Regions from separate parts of the Homo sapiens genome. Here region 2 is linked to region 1. A link is an interaction called in ENCODE POLR2A ChIA-PET data of the cell type or tissue named here. Cell type or tissue: A673. All regions are shown on one strand. Each heading gives the region's core, and the rest is flanking DNA. Links, peaks and the distances in the headings are about the cores only.

What was found. ChIA-PET counts read pairs that join two places held together with the same protein. Peaks named below come from ENCODE experiments on the same cell type or tissue, not always from the same donor. Only the 100,000 strongest peaks of a DNase experiment are listed, where the experiment ranks them.
Region 2: POLR2A ChIA-PET joins it to region 1 with 5 read pairs; 3 of 35 experiments call an interaction of 5 or more read pairs at or near these places.

What each region holds. Positions count from the first base shown.
Region 1 is chr2:32,224,551-32,241,112 of GRCh38, forward strand. NLRC4 (NLR family CARD domain containing 4) reads right to left here. Exons shown (of 9, transcript NM_001199138.2): 5 at 16,483-16,562; 6 at 13,582-13,752; 7 at 11,697-11,789; 8 at 10,851-11,018; 9 at 1-215. Among named protein-coding and RNA genes, the nearest start is that of NLRC4, 32 kb to the right of the region's middle. In A673, for the core only: no CTCF peak of the experiment used is centred there; no DNase peak of the experiment used is centred there.
Region 2 is chr2:32,286,052-32,294,051 of GRCh38, forward strand. YIPF4 (Yip1 domain family member 4) reads left to right here. Exons shown (of 6, transcript NM_032312.4): 2 at 4,432-4,585; 3 at 6,126-6,297. Among named protein-coding and RNA genes, the nearest start is that of YIPF4, 12 kb to the left of the region's middle. RefSeq lists an enhancer at 6,902-7,574. In A673, for the core only: no CTCF peak of the experiment used is centred there; a DNase peak (open chromatin) is centred at 3,310; H3K27ac peaks cover 1,614 bases.

The DNA.
Region 1 (16,562 bases), core at 3,044-11,043:
TTCTTGCAGAAAAGTTAACTTGGATAACACTTGGCTAAGTTTTCTGACTAATGCTGGATCAGGTAGAAATTCTTTAGTACTAAAGTCAAAAAACACTAATTGCTTAAGATTCTCAAATACACCCATGAAGGCAAGCCATCCATCACTGCTCACACGATTTCCCGCCAAATTCAACTGCTGGAAGTTTTTCAGAGGGTTCTTTCCAAAAAATGCACCTGGGTAAAGAAATAAGTATATTAGTTGGAAGAAAAATTTTTTTTAAAAAAAAAGAGAAATAGGTTCTACATTTATTTTACATACTTTTTTTTCACTCTGAAATGGCCATGTTTGAACCAGTGCTTTGCCTCAGAAAGAAATTATTAATATAATTCTCTATAGCTAGGGCAGTGATTGTGAATATGGTCTATTATATTTTCCTAGAGTATAAGGGAATCTGATAAATAGTGATTCGTAGTGAGGTAGCAACAATATGTAAATGAATTACTTTTTTTTCCCCTTTTCCTTACTCCTAGGAAATGGAAGGTTGCTTTAATTAAATATTCAGTACTTGTTTTCAAAACTGGAGTCAATCTTTGGCAATATTAAGTCGTTTCCTCTTCTGAAAAAGTAAACACCACCTAACTGTTGTTTCTATGGGTATGTTCCTAACTGTAAACTTGAGTAAGTGAGCCTCCTTCAGTATCTAAAGATTTGGGTGTTTTTGTTTACCTGTTTATGTATAACCCTCCCGAGCCTCTTCAGGAAGTTCCTCCATTCCTTACAGAATAGGGCACCTAAAGTATTTCCTACATAGGGTAGGTGGATATCCTGTCTTTCTGATACACAAAGAATGCACACACACACACATACATACAAAGGATGTGTGTGTGTGTGTGTGTGTGTGTGTGTGTGTGTGTATACATACACAAATAGTTTAGTGTTCATTCTTTATCCCATGTTACCAGTTTAGGTGGTACTGGAACCCAAGTGAGTCTTGCAATAAGAAAAAATACCTTTCTTTCAGGTTATTTACCATCATACAGATTGGCCAGTATACAACATTAGGATTTCACAAAACTAGCTCTGTGTTAATTACACATATTAAATTGTGCAAAGCGTTAGCCCTACCCACCTACCTGGCCCTTTCTGGATGACTAAGTTCACCTTGAAGTACAGAGTGGACAGACAGGCAGACTGGACATGGGAACTCTTACTTACATGTTTATACTCCAGAGTATCACACACAAAATGCAGAAGATGTATGCCTGGTTTATCAATCCACATTACTCGGCTCATCCGAGCTCATCTTAGTCTTAGTGTACCTCACCCAACTTTGGAGGGTTAATTTGTTGTATATTAAACTTGTGTTTCTTGGGAGATGTGTAATATTAGATAATGTTCCAGAAACTGACCCTTATGGAAATGAAGGTCCATGATTCAGTTTGGATTCCAAGTAGGAAAAGAGGTTTTAAAAGTTCCTTTCCATTGTCTCAGTGAGAAGACCACTAAAGAGTTCAAGTTAAAGAAGGAAAGATTCGGTGCTGTACAACCTTAAGGTTAGCAAGCAAAGACTAAAAGGTATCTGCTACCAGTAATGAGGGCTTAATGACAGAAATGGACAGTCTTGTCCGACCAGCTTACGTGGGTGAGGTCAACCTAGTTATGCACTGAAACTATACCCTTACCCACTTTCAGTAAAGGTGTTTACCAGCTCCGTAGTGAGAGGAGATCTGTGAATTTGGTGTCTGATGTCACTGCATGGCCTTGTGTAGTTTGTTCAGTGCAACTAAGTACATTCTAGAGTGTGTCCTTAGTCAATGTCAGCCAATGCTTTTATCACCATCATAAGGTCTTGAGTTTCGAAAGGTCTTCAGGTTCTTCTTTACAGACACCTAAAGTGATTGGCCCTGCCTGACCGTGGTCAAGATGCTAGCGGCTAAAGTGGGCAAAGCCAGGTAAGGAGATGATTCACAGGGTTCTGCCTTCATGTCTCTTACCCATGGTCAGTGTCACTGACACCATCTTTGGGCCTTCTTTGCCACTTTTATTAATTTGAAAAGTGAGACAGAGGCCGGGTGCGGTGGCTCATGCCTATAATCCCAGCACTTTGGGAGGCCAAGGCGGGCAGATCACCTGAGGTCAGGAGTTTGAGACCAGCCTGACCAACATGGAGAAACCCCGTCTCTAGTAAAAATACAGAATTAGCCAGGCGTGGTGGTGCATGCCTGTAATCCCAGCTATTCGGGAGGCTGAGGCAGGAGGATCACTTGAACCCAGGAGGCAGAGGTTGCGGTGAGCAGAGATCACACCATTGCACTCCAGCCTGGGTAACGAGTGAAACTCCATTTCAAAAAAAAAAAGAGAAGAAAAGTGAGACAGACTGCTAGTTGTTCCCAAAACTGTCTCTCCTTATTCCATAGTTAATAGAGTTTTATTTCGGCATATGGCCACTCATATCCCAACCTCCCTTGCTATTAGGTGTGGCTAAATTTTTGCCAAGGAAGTATAGGCAGAAGTGATGTGTGCAACTTCCATGTCACTTTTCCGCTTTTCCCCTCTTCTACTAGGTTGAAATGATCACAGGGCAGTGACCTAGCTATGGCCATAAAGTCAAAAATAACACTCTTAAGGAATAGAGGAGTAAAAAAAAAAAGTAGGGGTCTGGGCCTGAAAGACTGCACAGAGGAAAACCACCCCACCTGCCTGGACTGCTCATTTCTGGACTGTTACATGATAGAGAATCAAGTTCTGCCTTCTGTAAGCCATGGTATAGTTGGGTCTCTGTTATCACAGCGTAGCCTATGCCCAGCCCAAATAGTACCTAGGTCCTTACTTTCCCCTGCCTTCCACCTCCTCTGTTCCTTGGAGGATGGCTTTCTCCCTGCTCTCTCTTCCATCTCATGTTCATGTCCTTTCTGCCTTTGCCCCTTCTCCATATGCTTCCCAGCATGGCATGCACTCAGTCCAAATGCTGGTTGCCAGTTGTGTGTCTATTTAAGGCTCTTTCCCCAAAGATCAACTTTTTTTCTCCTTCTCAGCTAGCAGAACATATTTTCACCACCTAAAAGGAATTTAAGAAGAATTTAAAGCCCATTCCACCCTCACAGGGTGAGCAATTTATAGTGGTTATCTACTAAGGTATAAGGATCTTATCATCAATTTAAGAGAGTTTCTTAGATAATTATTGGAATGTGTGCTAGTGCAGGAACCAAGAACAAACAACATTTGTCATAAGCCAAGGGCATGCCTTTTGTTCATTTAATCTGCAGTGCTTATGTTATGAGGAGCAGACTAGATCCAAGAGAAACAGAATCCATGACATTTAGAGCCATAGGCTGTATGTGGGCTGTGGAGAGTGCAAATGGCTTGATTGGAATTCCAGGAAAAATCTCAGATGCCCTGGGTAGAAGGGTTCTGATTCTTGGGGGTTCCTGTATCCCAAACACAACTCTTCATTTGTGTTGTCCTGTAGTTCACCTGAACGAGTACCAGAGTTCTCACTGTTTATTCATTCAGCAACATCTTTAGTGCTACTATGTGCTGCGGATTATGCTGGGTGCTGGGGATATGTGTAAACGACAGACATGGTCCCTGTCTAAATGGGCTTACAAAATAGTGTGAAGACATGCATTATAAAGTAATTAGATGGGTGGTGGGTGCTATGGTAGGTCAGGGTACCCTGGGAGCACACAAAAGCAATAGGCTTTCCCACTCCACTTTGTTCCCAGAACACTTGCAATTGGGCTTATATGCTCCAGGAGGAAGACTGGAGGATTCTTAGGAGAAATGGAACTGCCCCCCGGGAAAAGGCCCTACAAAGAAGGGGCCATTTTGCTTGCCCAATCACCCCCTAGTGGAGTTAGCCTGTCAAAAATTCACCGCCTCCCTTAGACACACAGAACTCCCTATCAACTTGTGTCTCCCTCTAAAATGTGAAGAGGACAGTGCAGGATTATCAGACATTTGACAACAGCCTCCCACAAGGAAGACTGAGACTAAAAGCCAAAACAACTCCCAAAGAAATCAGGCACTGTAGAAAACAAGAAAAATCAAACTCCAAAGACCTAAGTTTTTCAGAGATCCTAAGTTTTTCAGTAGACTGCATCTACTCAGCAACAATAAGATGCTAAGAAAGAGCTTTTGGAAAATAAAATATGATAGCGGGATCTATACAGCAGAATGATTGGGCCCAGGATTTAACACAGAGCTTCTAGAACATGAATAGGGTCTGCGATGGCTTTTTTTTTTTCTTTTTTTGAGACAGGTTCTGGCTCTGTTGCCCAGGAGTGCAGTGGTGCAATCTCAGCTCACTGCAATCTGCCCCACTGGCTCAAGTAAGTGATCCTGCCAACTCAGCTTCCCGTATAGCTGGGATTATAAGTATGTGCACTACGCCCAGCTAATTTTTGTATTTTTAGTAGAGACAGGGTTTCACCATGTTGGCCAGGCTGGTTTTGAACTCCTGACCTCAAGTGATACACCCACCTTGGCCTCACGAAGTGCTGGGATTACAGGCATGAGCTCTCTTTGAGAACAGGCTGGATAGCAGAGTTCAGCTTCAAACATCCAAGTTGAAAGATACCATTTAACAAAGGGTTTTGTTAGAGCAGGTGAAATTGGTCAGGCATGGTGGCTCATGCCTGTAAGCCCAGCACTTTGGGAGGCTGAAGCAGGCAGATCACTTGAGGTCGGGAGTTTGAGACCAGCCTGGCCAACATGATGAAACCTCGTCTCTACTAAAAATACAAAAATTAGCTGGGCATAGTGCACACACTTATAATGGCACATACTTATAGTGGCGGCATGGACCGGTAATCCCAGCTACTGGGGAGGCTGAGGCAGGAGAATCACTTGAGATTCAGAGAAGCGAATAGAGAACAGAGAATCCCAGGAAGCGGAGGTTGCAGTGAGCCAAGATCGCACCACTGCACTGCAGCCTGGAACAAAACAAACAAAAAAACAGGTGAAATAGATACCTGAGCTAGCAATGATTTTTATGTTGTAGTCTCAGATTGCTGATGGGTAAGAAACAAAATTTTGGGAGTCAAGCAAAACATGGCAAAGCTTGGAGATCAAATGCAATCTCTGAGGAAGAACAGCAGATAGTCTAGACCAAGCTTTAAGGAAAACTAGAAACATTTAATATCTGGGTAGAGGAATCACCATTGAAAAGAAGACTGAGAAGTAGCCAAGGTGGCATGGAGGTCAAGAGAATGTTTTGAAAAGAAGGGAATGCTCAGTGTCAACTCCTGCGGAGGAATCAAATAAATTAAACACTTCTGAAAGTGTCTATTGAAATTCAGCCACATGGAGGGGTGTGGAGAGTCAGATGCAATGAGTAGAAAGTAGCAGATGGTCAGGAAATGGAGATGTCATAAGGGTACATAAAATTTGTTTTAGAGCTTTTACCTTGAAGGAGAGGAGAGATAGAATGATAACCAAAGGAGGAAGATAGGACTCAGGGAGAGTTTTATTTAAAATGGAAGAGATTTGAGCAACTTTAAAAACTGACAGGAGGGAGTCAGTAACAAGAGGCACAGTCAATAAAATGATGTCCCTGAACTGGAGTGAGGGTGAGGCTGGCATCTCAAGCACTGCTAAAGAGACTGCCCTTAGGTAGGAGAAGAGAAACCTATAAGCTCTAAGGAGAAGGAGAGAAAAAAATAACAGTCACATCCTCTGTGAAATAGGAGACGCTGAGTACTGATTGAGAAGAAAAAAGTGTGAAATAGTTTACATACAGTGTTGAATACAGAAACACAGTAAGATTGCCAGGAAATATTAAGAGAGATTGTGTTTATTCACTGTTTTTTGTTTGTTTGTTTGTTTTGTCTCCCAGGCCGGAGTGCAGTGGTGCCATCCTGACCTCAGGTGACCCACCCGCCTTGGCCTCTCAAACTGCTGGGATTACAAACGTGAGCCACTGGGCCCAGCCCCCGCTATTTTTTTTTTTTTTTTTTGAGGTAGAGTCTCACTCTCCCACCCAGGCTGGAGTTCAGTGGCGCGATCTTGGCTCACTGCAGCCTCCACCTTCTCGGTTCAAGAGAGTCTCCTGCCTCAGCCTCCCAAGTAGCTGGGATTACAGGCATGTGCCACCACACACAGCTAATTTTTTTCATACTACATTTTTTAATCCATTCATTATTTGATGGACATTTGAGTTGTTTCCACTTTTGAGCTACTAAACATGCTATTATAAACATTAATATACAAGTTTTTATGTGGATATTGGTTTTCATTTATCTTGAGTACCTAGGAAGAGAGTTGCTGGGTCATATGACAACTCTATGTTTAACATTTTGAACAACTTGCCAGAATGTTTTCCTCAGCAGCTGCATCATTTTACATTCTAACTACCAGCATATGAATTTCTCCGTATCCTTGCCAACAACACTTGTTATTGTATGTCTTTTAATAAAAAATAATAACCATCCCTAGTGGGTCTCAGGTGGTATCTCATTGTAGTTTTGGTTTACATTATTACCCTGATGGCTAATGATATTGATTATGTTTTCTGCTATTTATTTTGCGATTTACATATCTTCCTTGGTGAAATGTCTGTTCAGATTCTTGCCCATTTTACAAATTGGGTTATTTGCATTTTTTATCAGTGAGTTGTAAGAGTTTTTTTGTTTTGTTTTTTGACATGGAGTCTCACTCTGTCACCCAGGCTGGAGTGCAGTGGCGCAATCTCGGCTCACTGCAACCTCTGCCTCCAGGATTCAAGCAATTCTTCTGCCTCAGCCTCCAGAGTAGCTGGGATTACAGGTATGTGCCACCACGCCCGGCTAATTTTTTTGTATTTTTAGTAGAGATGGGATTTCACCATATTGGCCAGGCTGGTCTCGAACTCCTGACCTTGTGATCCACCTGCCTCAACCTCCCAAAGTGCTGGGATTACAGGTGTCAGCCACCACGCCCGGCCATAAGAGTTTTTTTATATATTCAAGATGGAAGTCCTTTATTAGATAATGTGATCTGCAATTTTTTTTTCACATTCTGTAGGTTGTATTTTCACTTTCTTTCTTTTTCTATTTTTTTTTGTGGGGGGGGGGTGGGGGACTGGGTGTCACTCTGTCACCCAAGCTGCAATGCAGTGGCATGATCACAGCTCACTGCAGCCTCAACTTCCTGAGCTCAAGCCATCCTCCCACCTCAGCCTCCCAGGTAGCTGGGACTACAGGCGTACGCTGCCACACCCAGCTAATTTTTTGGAGATTGAGTTTTGCCATGTTGCTCAGACTGGGCTCGGACTCCTGGGCTCAAGCAATCTGCCCACTTCGGCCTCCCAGAGTGCTGGGATTACAGGCGTGAGCCACCACACCCAGCCTTAGTTTTGACCAAATGTCTTTTTTTCTGTTGCAGGAACTCATCCAGGATAGGACATTACATTTCATTGTCATGTCTCTTTAGGTTCCTCATGCTTATGACGATTTCTCACAATCACCTTGTTTTTTATTTCCTTGACAGTTTCAAGGAATACTGGTCAGTTTTGTGTAGAAGTCCCTCAGTTAGGATTGTTTGATGTTTTTCTCATCATTAGATGGGGGATATGGATCTTTGGGGAGGAATATCATAGAGGTAAAGTACTATTTTCGTCATGTCATATCTAGGTACATACTATCAACATGAATCACCACTGTTAATGTTGACCTTGTTCACCTGACCAAGGTAGTGTCAACAGCTTTCTCCACTGTAAAGTTACTCTTTTTTGCTGCCTTTTGCTGCATGCTACAAGTTTTGATATACAGCGTTTTCTTACCATTCACTTCTAAATATTTTCGTTGAAATTTGTCAGTATGAACTTGTATTTATCTCCCAAATTTTGCAGTTTTTCCCCAGTATCCTAAGTGTAGTTACAAAATTTTAAAAAGGGAAATTTAAGGACAATCCAGGCCTGGGGTTTTGTCAGGAAAGTACACCCCATCTACTATATTTCATTTCATACCTCTCATTCCACATCTCATGTTCTGCCTGCATCTCATTAGGTAGTCTTTCTTTAATTAGAGACTCCATCTCTCATTACACTCTTCATTTCACCATTGCATCTATCACACACATCCATCACTCAAAGTCATTGCCTGAATTGACTCATGCTACTGTGGGCCATGAGAATTTCAGCTATTAAAGACAAGAATGTTTGCAGGGATGGAAGATGGAGTTGAAACTAGGTAGGAAGGCAAGTCAAAATAGAAAGGGCCTGAAAAATAGGTAGAAGGTAGCGGGATCGACGGACTGGAAGTCCCAGTGAAGTAAAAGAACTGGTGATTAGGAGTAGATAGAAATACAGGAGGTTGTGGTTTGAGAATGGGATATCTGCATTTATTATTTTGCAGGTAGAACAATTTTAAGTGGCTTGTCATAATCTAGTCATTGCATGCTCATAGAATGAATGGATGAAGGAGAGTGGAAGGGAAGGTCGTTGAAGAGGAAGGTCCATTAGCGGAGCATAGTGGCCTCTAGTCCCAGCTACTTGGGTAGTTGAGGAAGGAGGATCCCTTGAGCCCAGAAGTTCAAGGTTAGTGAGCTGTGATCACATCCCTGCACTCCAGCCTGGGCAACAGGGAGACCCTGTCTCAAAGAGAAAGAGAGGGGTGGGGGAGGGAGGAAGGAAGGAAGGAAGGAAGGAAGGAAGGAAGGAAGGAAGGAAGGAAGGAAGGAAGGAAGGGAGGGAGGGAAAGGAAGAAGGAAGGGAGGGAGGGAAGGAGGGGAGGGGACATACTGCTTTCACTGTATCCCATAGGTTTCAGTATGTTGTGTTTCCATTTTCATTTGTCTTAAGAAATTTTAAATATATATATATATATATATATATATATATTTTTTTTTTTTTTTTTTTAATTGTAGAGACGACATGTTACCATATTGCCCAGGCTGGTTTCAAACTTCTGGGCTCAAGCAGTCCTCCCACCTTGGCCTCTCAAAGTGCTGGGATTATAGTCATCAGCTACCACACCCAGCCTATTTCAAGAAATTTTTCAGTTTCCTTCTGAATTTCTTCATTGGCACACTTGTCATTCCAGAGCATGTTGTTTAATTTCCATATGTTTGTATAGTTTCCAAAGTTCCTCTGGTTATTGGTTTCTAGTTTTATTCTATTCTATTATGGTCAGAGAAGATACTTGAATCAGATTTCAATTTTGGGGGATTTTTTAAGACTTATTTTGTGGCCTAACATGTGGTCTATCCTTGAGAATAATCCATGTGCTGAGGAGAAGAATGTGTATTCTGCAGCTGTTGGATGAAATGCTCTATAAATATAGGTCCATTTGGTGTATAGTGCAGATTAAGTCTGATGTTTCTTTGTTGATTCTCTGTCTGGGAGATCTGTCCAATGCTGTAAATGGGGTGTCGAGTCTCCAGCTATTGTTGTATTGGGTTCTATCTCTCTCTTTAGCTCTAACAATATTTGCTTTATATATCTAGGTTCTCCAGTGTTGGGGACATATATATGTGTGTGTATATATGGGAAGATGAAGAAGCTCTGGAGATGGATGTTGTGATAGTGGCACAATAATATGAATGTACTTAATGCCACAAAGCTTTTACACTTAAAAACAGTTTAAATAGGGCCGGGTGCGGTGGCTCAAGCCTTTAATCCCAGCACTTTGGGAGGCCAGGGCAGGCGGATCACGAGGTCAAGAGTTCAAGACCATTCTGGCTAACACGGTGAAACTCCATCTCTACTAAAAATACAAAAAAAAAAATTAGGCGTGGTGGCTGGCGCCTGTGGTCCCAGCTCCTCGGGAGGCTGAGGCAGGAGAATGGCATGAACTAGGGAGGTGGAGTGTGCAGTGAGCTAAGATTGCGCAACTGCACTCCAGCCTGGGCGACAGAGCAAGACTCTGTCTAAAAAAAAAACAAAAAACAAAGAACAAAAACAGTTTAATAAATTGTACGTTACGTAAACTAAACACATTTTAGACAATCTGTAAGAGAAATGAAGGCAATCGAGGCTGTTTTCACAAGTCCTTGGCTTTAGTATGATAGCTTCCAAGTTGAACCTGATGAGCCTGACCTCCTTGTATTAATGTTTCCATACGCTGGATTGGAATAACTTGTGCAACCAGTGGGATATGTCAGAAGTGACCAGAAATGAGTGGGCTGCCATGTTGTGAGGACACTCACAGCCTGTGAAGAGGTCTAATGATGAGGAAGTGAGGCCTCCAGCCAACAGCCAGTGTTAACTTGCCAACCATGTGAGAAGCTACCTTGGAAGGAGATCCTCCAGCAGCCCCTCTCATGAGAGAGGTCAAGCCAGAGCTAACCTGCTAAACTCCTAAATTCCTGAACCACAGAAACTGTGAGATAATGGTTATTGTTTTAAGCCATTATGTTTTGAGGCCATATGTTATACAGGAATTGAAAACTAATACAGATAGTATGAAGGCTTCTTTCATCAACTGCCTGAGGTTGGTGGTGTCTTCAGTCATTTATATAGATCTATTTGTTTCTGGATAATATTACAGCTATTTAAAGATATTTTGTGGCTCTATTTAGATACAGCTACATTCGCCTTTATATGTTTTGAATACCCAGTAAGTAACTTGAAAATATTTCCTGATATTGGAGGGAGGGGCATTGCTGAATTTCAGAAAGTTAAGGCTAGTAAGAGCTATGACTAATATAATACATCTTGTTGGATACTGTGAATGCTTTTCATTTAATTCTGTAGGTAAAGGAAATAGAATCTGAAGGAAGGCCAGTGTTTTAAGTCTTCTTACTCTAACGTGAATGAATTCATTAGACATATTTATATTTTAAAAAAAAGAGGAAGCAAAATAAAATAAGGGGGCAAAATAAGCAAAGCCAACTTAAGAATTTTTTAAGGGCCAAATCCAGTTATCTTGGCTCTGTATGTGTGTACCTACCTAAAATTCTAATCTCTGTATCTGTGAGTCTCCAGTTTTTCAACCCAAGCTTGACGAGTTGTGGGACCTCCTCCAAATGTTTCAACAGGCTGCTCAGGCTGCCTTGCACGTCACAGCCCCAGGGCAGCATCAGTGCGGTGAGCTGTTCTAGCACGTTCATCCTGTCGACTGGAAGAAACAAAGAGCAGTTCAGGGACTGGATGGTCTCAAAACTGAGGAAGAACAAAGGGGTGTTAGGGGAGGAATGATCTTTATGTTTGGTGGCTCTGCAGCCTACTCAATCTGTAATGAGAATCTACTTAATTTTTGGTTTTTTTTTGGAAAGTATTCAAGCATATACAAACATTATGCAGAAGAATATAATGAAACTATATATACTAATAAGACACCTTCAAAAACATTAAATCATGGGCAATCTTGCTTAATCCTGACCTAATTCCTCCTGTATTATTCTAAAGCAAATCATGGACAATATGAATCAGTTCTTTCCTTTTTTTTCTTTTAACCATAATCACATATCACTATCACACCTAAAAAATCATATCACCAATTCCTTAAGCAAATTTGTCTTGCACATCGGCTACTCTTGACAGTTGCCTCTTCAAAGGAGGAAAGCAGGTGGGATACCGCCTCAAAGTGCAGTGAGCATATGTAAACTGGTGACTTAAAAGACATGGGCCTGTGTTCCTTAAGGGCAGTTTAAGAAAGGCCTAAATGATTTTCCTAAGGAGGGTGCATCTAGTAAGGCACACATGGGTATAAAAGACCTCAGGACCCAGGCTATGTATTTCGACTACCCAGTATACATATTCAAGTATCTAATTTTGGCTGAATTGTCATTCTTACTCAGTTCATGAAGAGCTTCATTTCCATCTTTTTCCAGGTAATTTTCTGATAAATCAAGAATGCTCAGTTTGACCAAATTGTGAAGATTCTGAGCTGGGGAAAAAAAGTAATCCAAAATAAAAAGATTTTCAGGTAAATATAAATGTATTTTGAAGTATCCTTAGAATAATTCTGAGTTTTATCTTCTCTGCTAATGGTAGTGCAAACCATAACTTGCCTTGGTTATTTTAATTATTTCCAAAGGCTCTGGTGTAGGTGTAACCCCCAAATCCCATGGTTATGACCAAATGGGCAAATAGTCATTGGTCCTAGGTTCTGATTAATGAATTCCAGGTCACGTAGAACCTAAAGCAGCATGGGATGTAGTTGTTATGTCATCATGGAAAAATCACTTGGTCTCTCTAAGCCTCAATGTCTTCCTCTATAGAATGAGGTAGTTGGACCAGATAAAATGTAAAGTTGCTTCAATTATAAAATGCCGTTAATCATGCAGGAGAAACAGGAACAACAACAACAACAAAAATGAAATGAGCTGGTTTTGTGTACCTCAACTTAGATGATTTTATTGACATAATAGTTGAGATATTAATAATAAAAACATAGTAAAAAATGGATGAGAAAAAAAACAAATAGCAAAATGGCAGATTCAAATTTATCCATATCAACAATTACATTAAATCTTAATGGACTAAACACTCCAATTAAAAGGCAGAGATAATCAGATATTCAGAACTTTTTTTAAAGCAAGACCCAGTTTTATGCTGTGTACAAAAGACGTGTTTGAATGACAAAGACACAAATATGTTGAGGTAATGGAAAACTATTTTGCATGCAAACATTAATTATATAATAGTACCAGTCTAGCTAAGAATTGCTTAGTGCTTTTCTTCACATATTATCACTCTTGCTTAATCTAGCTGAAGTTTTTTCTGTCAGGGCTAGAAAAATCTCCTTTTTAAAAAAATCAGACAAGTTTTTCATGAATATGTACTCTTGTTATAATATTGGCTATTATTATTTTTAATCAATCATATGAGCCCTTTTCTTAAAGTATCTTCTGGGTTTTGTGCTCTACAATAAAAAACCTGCTGAACTTCTCTTTAAAAGAGTACGTTTGCTATTTGCAGTTCTAAGCCTGTCTCTCCCCATCAGTAAGTAGAGAAATAAAGGCATGTGCTCATTGTTCTCATATTCCCAGTACTTATCCAGCCTTTTTCAACTGTGGGTTTCTCTAGCTGTAACTTTATATTAGTATACAAATGGCTTCCTTAGTTATCTTTAGAGACTCCCAGCAGTTATATAGTTTAACTTTAAAAAGATTATACCACTGTTTTCCAAAATCTAAATTTTAAAATATGTCTGAATTACACATGTATAGTTTATCCAGAAATATGCAGTTAGTTTCCCCGTAGTTGATATGCATCCCTTTGGGAACTCAGAAGGCTCAATTATCATATCATGCACATTAACTTCATCTTAACAGGGCAATGGGTAGGAATTAGAAGCCTGAGATCATTTAAGAAAATCTTTATCTCTCACTTCTCAATCATTTATCCATTCATTTAAATGTTTATTAGGCAGTAAATTATATGACCGGTTGTGTGGCAAGTTTCAAGCACCTATTTCTTATTTTCTTCCTTTTCACTTTCTCTAAAAATTACATCTTCAATTATTCTGAAATTCTCCCCTATTATCCATCAATAGTTGATTTAATTCTAATATGGAGAAAAATCATTAAAAACAATCTGCTTATTATCGAGAAGTTTTTATTTTCCAGTTTTCCTTAAAATTAAATTTCCATTTGAGACATTTAGTGTGAATTAGTATAATAGTATCACATGTTCTGTTATACTGTCCTCATTCAGTTAATGGAAGCAACAGTTACCTAGGATTTTCACTGCATTTGCAGACAAGCAGCAGGAGACTAATTGAATTTCTTCAAGGTCACAGGGTTCACTTGACAGAGACTTGACTATGTAATCCATTCCCTCTCCAATGTCAGACAAGTGGGTCAAATGAAATAAACACATCTTCTTCAGGTTTTTCAGGCCTTCAGCTGAAAAATGATAGAAAGGAATGCATTAGGATACCAAGTTAATTCGATTTAAGCATAGATTAATGAACTGAAAAGAAAGCAAAGAATAATTGTGCAGAGACCTTGCCATGTTCTTCCTGCAGCGACTTTAAGTTACAAAGAATCAACGAGAGCTTTTTTTCTTTCAATTCTCACTTTCCAGTCTCTTGGACCACACAAAAAATCACTTATATGGAGGTTATTCTCTTAGTAGCATGAGAAACACTGTAGTAAATTTGTAGTCTTTTTAATGGGCATCAATGTATACTCTTACCGTAATTCTTTACATGAATGAAGTCTTCTAGAGCACTCTCCTTTCAATCTTCTCAAAAATCTTAAACAGCGGGGGGGCTGAGTTCAGGGAGGTAGATGAGGACTTGGCTCCTTGGAGTGCTTCTAGTGCAACTGTCTACAGCCTCAAAAGCCTTGCCTGGACTCATGATATGGGGCCTGCCTGAAGCTTTAGAATGAAGACCACATCCACTGCAGCATGTTTAACCAGAAGAAAGATTTACCTTATATCAACAGTATAATTGGAAACATTCTAAAATATCCCCCGTTCTTAAGTCTAAAGCTAATGTGCAGTTTAGGATTGGTTAGGCCTCACTTTGTGTCATTAAAATACTGTCTTATCTTGATGGTACTGTAGCCTACGGGAAAGAAATATATGATTTTAATGACCAGGCATGGTGGCTCACACCTGTAATCCCAGCACTATGGGAGGCAGTGATAGGCGAATCACCTGAGGTCAGGAGTTCAAGACCAGCCTGTCCAACATGGCGGAACCCCATCTCTACTAAAAATACAAAAATTAGCTGGGCGTGATGGTGCACACCTGTAATCTCAGCTACTTCGGAGGTTGAGGCATTAGAATCGCTTGAACCCAGGAGGCAGAGGTTGCAGTGAGCCAACATCTCACCACTGCACTCCAGCCTGGGCGACAGAGCGAGACTCCCATCTCAAAGAAAAGAAAAGAAAAGAAATAAAATATATGATTCTAATAATATCAGTCTTGCAGAGCTTTCGGGAAGGTTGCAGATAATGTACGTTAACATATTTAATGTGGTGCCTGGCACATAGTAAGTGCTCCATAAATGTTCATTGTTGTCATGGGAGTATATACCGGTTAAAGGTTGTGAGCATGAGCTTTGCAGTCAGTTCCTGGATCCCCTACTTAATAATTATAAACTTGGGCAAGTTATTCAATCTTTTAGCTGAAGCGTTAGGGATCATTATATCTATGTACTAGGACTGTTGTGGGGATTCAATGGAATGAGGTATATAAAACTGCCGAGGCTAGTGTCTAATCTATAGCAGAGTAACTCTTTAATAAAGAGTAAATTATTACTGATATAATTAGACTGGTTTAGTCAAGTTCACATTTTGATTCCTTAATAGCAGAAGCAGGCTATCCTAGAGAGGTACTTTTTGACCTCTTTCTACCAGTTGGTAAGATCTTGAGCAAGTCAATAAGCTATTTTAGGTTCTAGTGGAGTTTTCTGTGAAATGAATGAGTTGAATTAGATGCTCTCAATCCCCTTCCAGCTCTGATTTTCTGTGTAATTTATACACATGCAATAAATGTTTATTGAACACTGAATTAATTTGATTATTCTCACGTAGGACATATAAGGAAAAGAAGTCAGCCATGTTTTGCTTTTGTTTTTGTTTTTGTTTCAAGATGGAGTCTATCTCTGTCACCGAGGCTGGAGTGCAGTGGAGCAATCTCGGCTCACTACAACCTCCTCCTCCTGAGTTCAAGTGATTATCCTTCCTCAGCCTCCCAAGTAGCTGGCATTACAGGTGCATACCACCATGCCCAGCTAATTTTTGTATTTTTAGTAGAGACAGGGTTTCACCATGTTGGCCAGGCTGGTCTCGAACTCCTGAACTCAGGTGATCCATCTGCCTCGGCCTCCCAGAGTGCTGGAATTACAGGTGTGATCCACCATGCCCAGGCTTCAGCCATGTTTGGCTTATAGGCTAGAGTTGTCTTTCGGCAGGAAGCAGAATAAGAAAGAACAAGATGAAGGGAAGAGAGGAGTATTTTAGTGAGGACTCAAGTAGGGAAAAAAAGAGCCAAAAAAAAAAAAAAAAAAAATCCAACACACGAGAAAACAGGGACATTCAAGGAAAGCAGCTTTAACAGGAATCCTCCCTGGCCTGCAGGGCCTGGTTCCCTGTGGTAAGCCATGTGTTCTGCTTGTGTTCCTGAAGTTTCCTTTTCCTTTTCATTTTTTTGATTGGGGAAACACAACCTGCAGTGTAGAATGAAAGCATGCTTCCCCCAAAGTTTTCTTGATTCACATTGTTTCCTGTGTCCTATTTCATTTATGAATTTTTTTAACTATGAAACCATAGTATAAACTTTAAAATATTGTTTCTATGCAACTATGAAACTATACTATAAACTTTAAAATATTGTTTCTATGCATTAAATAAAAACATAGCCAATGAGCCAGGGAGACGGAAGTTAAAAACACGTCAGGGGCTCTCTTCCCAAAAGGGTTACCATCTGGTGTTGTACAATTTGAATAAAATGATGCTGAAGGATTTTAATGGCAGTAGGGAAAATGTCTGGGGAAACCAATGTAGCCACAAGTACATAAAAACATCCTTGCCTTGTGCAGACACAGCCAATGTCAGAGCCTGAAGTTAACTCCTCTTATTATCAAACTTACATTGATACAAATATGAGAACAGAAATCTGACCTAGTTTTATAGCATCTTCTTCATTCATCTTTATGTTATCCATTATGAGCTTTGTAAGGTTCTTCAAGTTACCCAAGCTG
Region 2 (8,000 bases), core at 1-8,000, 58 kb after region 1:
GAGTTAAACAAGGTTTACTTTTTTCATTAATTAATCTACTTATTTGCATGAGTTTTAAAACTCATAAGGCATTACACAAATCTACAAATGTGATTAAATTGCATAGAACTATAAACACATATACACACACACAAATGAGTGCATGTCAAACTGGTGAAATCTGAATAAGGTCTGTGGATTGTACCAGTGTCAGTGTCCTGAATTTGATAGTTATGTGAGTTTGTACTATTGGGAAAAACTGGGTAAAGGGTACATAAGACCTCTCTTTTCCATTTTTGTAACTTTCTATGAATCTATAATTTTTCAAAATAAAAATTTAAAGACATAAGACAAAAGAAATTTCATCTTTTTGTTTATCAGATAAATTACAGAATTTAATTATTTACAGTATGAAAATTTACCTATAATATTTGATAGAAAAACTACTAAAACCATAAACCAGAACAACATGATTAAAAATATAACCTAAGACAAAAATTTATACAAGACTTTGAAAAAAACATTTTTTTTTTTGAGATGGAGTTGCGCTCTGTTGGCAGGCTGGAGTGCAGTGGCGCGATCTCAGCTCAGTGCAACCTCCACCTCCCGGGCTCAAGTGATTCTCCTGCCTCAGCCTCCCGAGTAGCTGGGACTACAGGCGCACGCCACCACACCCAGCTAATTTTTGCATTTTTAGTAGAGACAGGGTTTTACCACGTTGGCCAGGATTGTCTCGATCTCTTGACCTCGTGATCTGCCCACCTCGACTGGGATTACAGACCTGAGCCACCCCACCCTGCTGAAAAAAACATTTTCTTACAGAGTAACGTGATCAAGCTCCAGTATAGGTCTAGCAGTTACAAGATTATGCACATGCATTAGTTTCTTGATCTCTTTCATAGGCCTATGTATACATTAAAATGGTATCCTTAGGCCAGGCACAGTGGCTCGTGTCTTTAATCCCAGCACTTTGGGAGGCCAAGGCAGGTGTATTACATGAGGCCAGGAGTTCAGGACCAGACTGGCCAACATGTTGAAACCCCATCTCTACTAAAAATACAAAACTTAGCTGGGCATGGTGGTGCATGCCTGTAATCCCAGCTACTCGAGAGGCTGAGGTAGTTGAATCGCTTGAACCTGGGAGGTGGAGATTGCAGTGAGTTGTGATCATGGCACTGCACTCCAGCCTGGACAAGAGAGTCTGTCTCTAAAATAAATAAAATGGTATCCTTATAACTCAAATGAAATAATGAAATTTATTAATATCTTTTAGTGCAAAAACATATGCTTGTTTTTGTTTCTGTGGCACATATACACAACTCTGGGTCATACTGAAGCACACATAGACTTCATTTTCAAGTCTGAGATGAGATGAAACGAGATGATTTTTGTCCTTGCTCTTGTTGCTTATTAAATAAGGAAAAGCTTCTTTACGTATATAAGAATGTGTCAAGTGCCACAAAATGTTCATTGTTTATTGCAGGATACTCTTCTTTCACAGAAATCGGGAACTTGTCTAGGGGCAGATCAGTAGTAAATTTCATCTTCAGTGTACTATCACACTGCACTGTGAGAATTTTTCACATTCTCAGGCTGAGCAGAAGATTCAGAGAAAGGACCCCATACCCAGTCATACATTTGAGTTGAAAGGGAAGAAAAATTCCTGTTAAATTTTGTTGTGTGGGTTTTCCAAAGGTGGCTTTCAGTAAGACTTGAAATTTACTGATACTCTTCACTCTGAGCCAAAACAGCTGTAGAAACATTTTTAAAATTTCCTTTTACAATAGATTTTTTAAAAGATTGTATCTTTTTAAATCCACTTTTATATTTATTATCCTTTACATTGTTTTTACTTAGGAAATGACAAGAATATTTTATATATAGTATAGTAAGGAAGAATTAACCTAAAATTCATGTTTTACTATCTGGACGTCTATCCAAGAGCTGACAACCAAGCTAGCTTGTTCTTACTCTGGTTTAAATTAAATCAGCCATGCTCCTGGAGTAATTTTTAATTGTTTTTCTTGCTCTCTGACATCATTCTCCACTTGTTAACTTGATAACATGTTAAACTACTACTAATTTTTTGGACTTTCCTGTTCTTTCTCACTGACAGTTATGTCTTGGGGGTCCTGGGGGAGGTGTCAAACTGCTATTGTTGGCATTCCTACATATGTCCTTGATATTTTTTCTACTTTACATGGAACAGAAAGTACTAGAAAATTTGTAAGCTGAAGATGCCTTTTTGAGGTTCTTGCATCTGCGCTATGACAAACTGCTAAACATGTACAGTTCTTGAGCACAACATTCCTTAGCACTATAATTTATATATCCTTTTTTGGTTTAGATTAAGGACTTTAAGTACAGTCCTTTCTAGAAACCAGGAAACAGTTGTTAAGGTCCTTTCCAGCCTCATAACTGCAAAACCTCTAATGTCACTGCTGTACTAATGATTTCTGGATGTAAATCTTCTTCTTGTTAAGAAAAAACACTCTTGGCCTGGCGCGGTGGCTCACACCTGTAATCCCAGCACTTGGGGAAGGCCAGGGTGGGCAGATTATCTGAGGTCAGGAGTTCGAGACCAGCCTGGCCAACATGGCAAAACCCCATCTCTACTAAAAATACAAAAATTAGCCAGGCATGCTGGTACACGCCAGTAATCTCAGCTACTCAGGAGGCCGAGGCAGGAGAATTACTTGAACCCAGGAGGTGGAGGTTGCAGTGAGCCGAGATTGCCCCACTGCACTCCAGCCTGGGAGACAGAGCAATAAATAAATAAATAAATAAAAATTAGCCGGGCATGGTTGTGTGCACCTGTAATCCCAACTCAGGAGGCTGGGGCAGGAGAATGGCTTGAACCTAGGAGACAGAGGTTGCGGTGAGCCGAGATGACACCACTGCACTCCAGCCTGACAACAGAGTGAGGCTCTGATACAAAAAAAAGAAGAAATAACACTCTTTGTATCTATTAGAAATAGACTTTTAAATTCCACCTCTCTCATTTCAACTTAGACAAAGAAGTAGCAAGCACTTATAAGAGAGTATTTTCACTATGCAATTATATGATAACATGTACAGGGATTATTTTTGAACTTTAAGTGGTGAATTCAAATCTGGTTATATTTTATCTCTGAGTGAGCGCCTTTATAAAAACTTTTTAGAATTATATAATGTTTAACCTGGAAAGAACTTTGAATAGGAAACTAGGGCCCGGAAAACATGAATGATTTGCTGTATCAGTTAGTAGCTAAGCTGGGACTTAGCTTCAGAATGTAAACATTTGTCAAACTTAATTGCAGGAGTTGTCATAAGCCGACCAGGATGTGACTCATAGAGTATTGTGCAAATTAAGCTCTTTGTACTGTATATGAAAAATGGTTTTTTGTTTTTTAAGGAAGCTAACTTTGGTATTGGTTGGACATGATCTCCAGAGAGGTATCTATCTGTGTTAGAGTGTTCTGGTTTGGTGTTTCCAAAAGTATTTTTCTGAAATAATACTATAATCATGTGACTTGCACTGACAGTATTGATGGTTGTTTATTAATGTATATTATCTGGTCCTACAAATGTGCTTTTTCTTTTTAATCCCTATGTGACCTCAGGCAAATCCTTAACTATTTCCATTTTTTAACTAGCAAAGATGGCATTAGTACTACCATGATTATCTGTAACCCCTGAGATACTGTGCAGACTCTACATGGAATTTATTTTTTAATGTGGATAACTGAATCTCTTCACCTCTTGTTAGAGCCGACCTAAAAAATAAAAACAAAAAGAAAACATAGCCTTTATTTATTTTTGCCAAAACTGAAGATGAATGATGTAATTATGTGAAGAAAAGGGAAGTTTTGGCTGAAATAACAGGGGACTCTTACTCATCAGACTTATCAAGAATTAAGCATTAATATATGAAACACTTAGCATAGATATGTGATGATTTAAATGAAAGAATATATGAATAAATAAATACATGAAAAGGTAGAGAAAAATTATCTACGAATTTCCTTTAGTAAATAAATTGTCTAATAGTTTGTATATATACATATGTAATGCCTCTGAAAAGAATTTATTCAGTTACTTTGTTCTGAGGCACATGATATGTGTAAGAATGAAGGAATCCAAAATGATGTCATGTAATGTATTTTGCATATATTTTCCATGGAAATTTTAAGGAATTACTGTTGTTAAGTCTAGATTCTGGTACCAGTCTGGCTAATTAGCTGTGAAACCTTTTGTACGTTTTTTCACTTCTTTCATCTTTCATTTTATTCTTATAAAATAAATGATGGTTTTTAGATGTCTGTCAACTATAAAATTTGAAGATTATATGCAATAGCAGATGTTCTTAGAGATCTTCAAATGATAATTATTTTAGTTGAATATCTGCTCACTTTGGTTAAGATTCACATGTTGTGCCTTAGTTTATATAGTTTTATCCTCTTTTCTCCTAAGATCTCAGTGGTTCAATAGCATCCCCAGATGTCAAATTAAATCTTGGTGGAGATTTTATCAAAGAATCTACAGCTACTACATTTCTGAGACAAAGAGGTTATGGCTGGCTTCTGGAAGTTGAAGATGATGATCCTGAAGATAACAAGCCACTCTTGTATGTAAAAATAATAATATATATTTTTTGTTTTTTGAGCTAGTCTGTGGGATGATTATATTCTTCTTGTTATTTAGAGAGAAAGCATTAACCTTTTTTGGTCAAAAGCTATAGTGATTGTCAATTTTACTAGTAATTTAAAAAACTGAAATAATAATGAGAGAATATTTTTTAACCAATTAAAAGACAAAAATTAAAAGAATGGTAATCCTGTATCTCACACACATGTGTGTCTACTCCAGCTTACCTGGGTCTGTCAGCTATCTGAAGTAATCATGCAATTTAAAAAAGCAGGGCTCTTAGGTACTAGCTGTTGAAATTAAGGTTCGGACAAATTAAGATTTCCAAGAAGATTACCACTCCAAAATCTCTTCAACATAGAAATTCTAGAGCTGCCACTGGGAGGAGAGCTACATATAAAGAGGCTTTCACTTTCTTTATAGTACTTGAAATTTTGTGGTTATCTGGAGAAAAAAGTAAAGAAATAAATAATTTTGAAAAGAAGAACCTATAGCTTTGTAAAATTGAGGCATTTCCAGATTCTTCTTTGTATTAATTATCAGTAGAGTAAGTGCTGAAACATCCTGTGTTTCTTCATGTTAATACACCATATATCGGCCAGGCATAGTGGCCCACGCCAGTAATCCCGGCACTTTGGGAGGCCGAGGTGGGCGAATCACTTGAGATTAGAAGTTCAAGATGAGCCTGGCCAACATGGCGAAACCCCATCTCTACTAAAAATACAAAAAAAGAAAAAATTAGCCGGGCGTGGTGTCAGGGGCCTGTAGTCCCAGCTGCTCGGGTGGCTGAGGCATGAGAATCGCTTGAACCCAGGAGACGGAGGTTGCAGTGAGCCGAAATTGCCCCACCGCACTCCAGCCTGGGTGAAAAAGCAAGACTCTTGTCTCAAAAACAAAGAAACAAACCGTATACCATCAAATCTAAGACACTATTGATTATAAGATGAAGTTATTTTACATATTAATTAAACAGAAAAGTGCGTAAGACGGCATAAAGCTGGGACATCAAAGGGCTATCTCCTTATTAGTGTAAGGATGAATGAGAAATAACCCACAACACAAAGACAGCAAGGAAGTTTGCTTCAGTTTGACAGTGGATAAGATGTTGAAAGAAAGAATTTCCCCAGAGAATATAAAACCTACACTGGTTCTCATATGGGTTTGCAATCTGAATTAGGCCCAAAAAGTCACAAGCAGAAAATTTTACTTAAAGTTTTCTTAAATTGATAGGGCTTCCAGGAGACTGGCAAAAGGAAAGGTAAATATTAGAAACACTTGGCGTCACTCCAGGCTGACGATTGTAAGACTCCAGTGATAGAGATATGTCCCACATTTAGAGATATTGGAATGTTAAAAATGTACAGCTTGGAATTAGTGAAATGTGGCACTTCAAATGCAAATGTTTTGTTGACCTATGGAGATTATAACTGTCTTATTTAAAGTTTTCTTAATTTTTTTTTGGAATTGTTTTAGTATTCAGAAATGTGTGCCTTTTGAGAATTTTTATTTTAAAATTATAGGGAAGAATTGGACATTGATCTAAAGGATATTTACTACAAAATCCGATGTGTTTTGATGCCAATGCCATCACTTGGTTTTAATAGACAAGTGGTGAGAGACAATCCTGACTTTTGGGGTCCTCTGGCTGTTGTTCTTTTCTTTTCCATGATATCATTATATGGACAGTTTAGGGTAAGTATATCTTATTTTATACAAATTCTAAATATTTTGAGAGTTTCAAAAATTAAATATAATAAGATATTAACTGTAATATACCATATTATGTTTGAGAAATGCTTTACCCATTATTTCTCACTTGTTCATCCCTAAAACCGTTCCATAATTAAATAAGTGAGGAGTACCTTAGATTAATGCTTTCAAACTTTTCCACATCATGATTCACATAGAAAGTATTAGTATTTGTGGGCGGGTGTGGTGGCTCACGCCTGTAATCCCAGCACTTTGGGAGGCCGAGGTGGGTGGATCACGGGGTCAGGAGATTGAGACCATCCTGGCCAACATGGTGGAAGCCCTGTCTCTACTAAAACTACAAAAAAAGTATCTGGGTGTGGTGGTGCACGCCTGTAATCCCAGCTACTCGGGAAGCTGAGGCAGGAGAATCACTTGAACCCGGGAGGCCGAGGTTGCAGTGAGCCAAGATCACGCCACTGCACTCCAGCCTGGCGACAGAGTGAGACTCCATCTCAAAAAAAAAAAAAAAAAAAAAGAAAATATTAGTATTTGTATGGCACACTGGGGTAAATGAATAGAACCACTTCCAGCTGACCAGAAGTCACTAGAAGGTGCACCTTCTGATTTTCCCAAGAGATGAACAGTTTGAAATGTAATACTCATATTCATATTTCTTACCTTTTTTTTGATTATTTTTATTTTTATTTTTATTTTTTTATTTTTATTTATTTATTTATTTATTTTTATTGATCATTCTTGGGTGTTTCTCGCAGAGGGGGATTTGGCAGGGTCATAGGACAATAGTGGAGGGAAGGTCAGCAGATAAACAAGTGAACAAAGAAACAAGTGAACAAAGGTCTCTGGTTTTCCTAGGCAGAGGACCCTGCGGCCTTCTGCAGTGTTTGTGTCCCTGGGTACTTGAGATTAGGGAGTGGTGATGACTCTTAACGAGCATGCTGCCTTCAAGCATCTGTTTAACAAAGCACATCTTGCACCGCCCTTAACCCATTTAACCCTGAGTGGACACAGCACATGTTTCAGAGAGCACAGGTTTGGGGGTAAGGTCCCAGATCAACAGGATCCCAAGGCAGAAGAATTTTTCTTAGTACAGAACAAAATGAAGTGTCTCCCATGTCTACTTCTTTCCACACAGACACGGCAACCATCCGATTTCTCAATCTTTTCCCCACCTTTCCCCCCTTTCTGTTCCACAAAACCGCCATTGTCATCGTGGCCCGTTCTCAATGAGCTGTTGGGTACACCTCCCAGACGGGGTGGTGGCCAGGCAGAGGGGCTCCTCACTTCCCAGTAGGGGAGGCCGGGCAGAGGCACCCCTCACCTCCCGGAAGGGGCGGCTGGCCGGGCGGGGGGCTGACCCCCCAACCTCCCGGACGGGGCGGCTGGCCGGGCAGAGGGGCTCCTCACTTCCCAGTAGGGGCGGCTGGGCAGAGGCGCCCCTCACCTCCCGGACGGGGCGGCTGGCCAGGCGGGGGGCTGACCCCCCCACCTCCCTCCCGGACGGGGCGGCTGGCCGGGCGGGGGGCTGACCCCCCCCACCTCCCTCCCGGACGGGGCGGCTGGCCGGGCGGGGGGCTGACCCCCCCAACCTCCCTCCCGGACGGGGCGGCTGGCTGGGCAGGGGGCTGATCCCCCCACCTCCCTCCCGGACAGGGCGGCTGGCCGGGCAGAGGGGCTCCTCACTT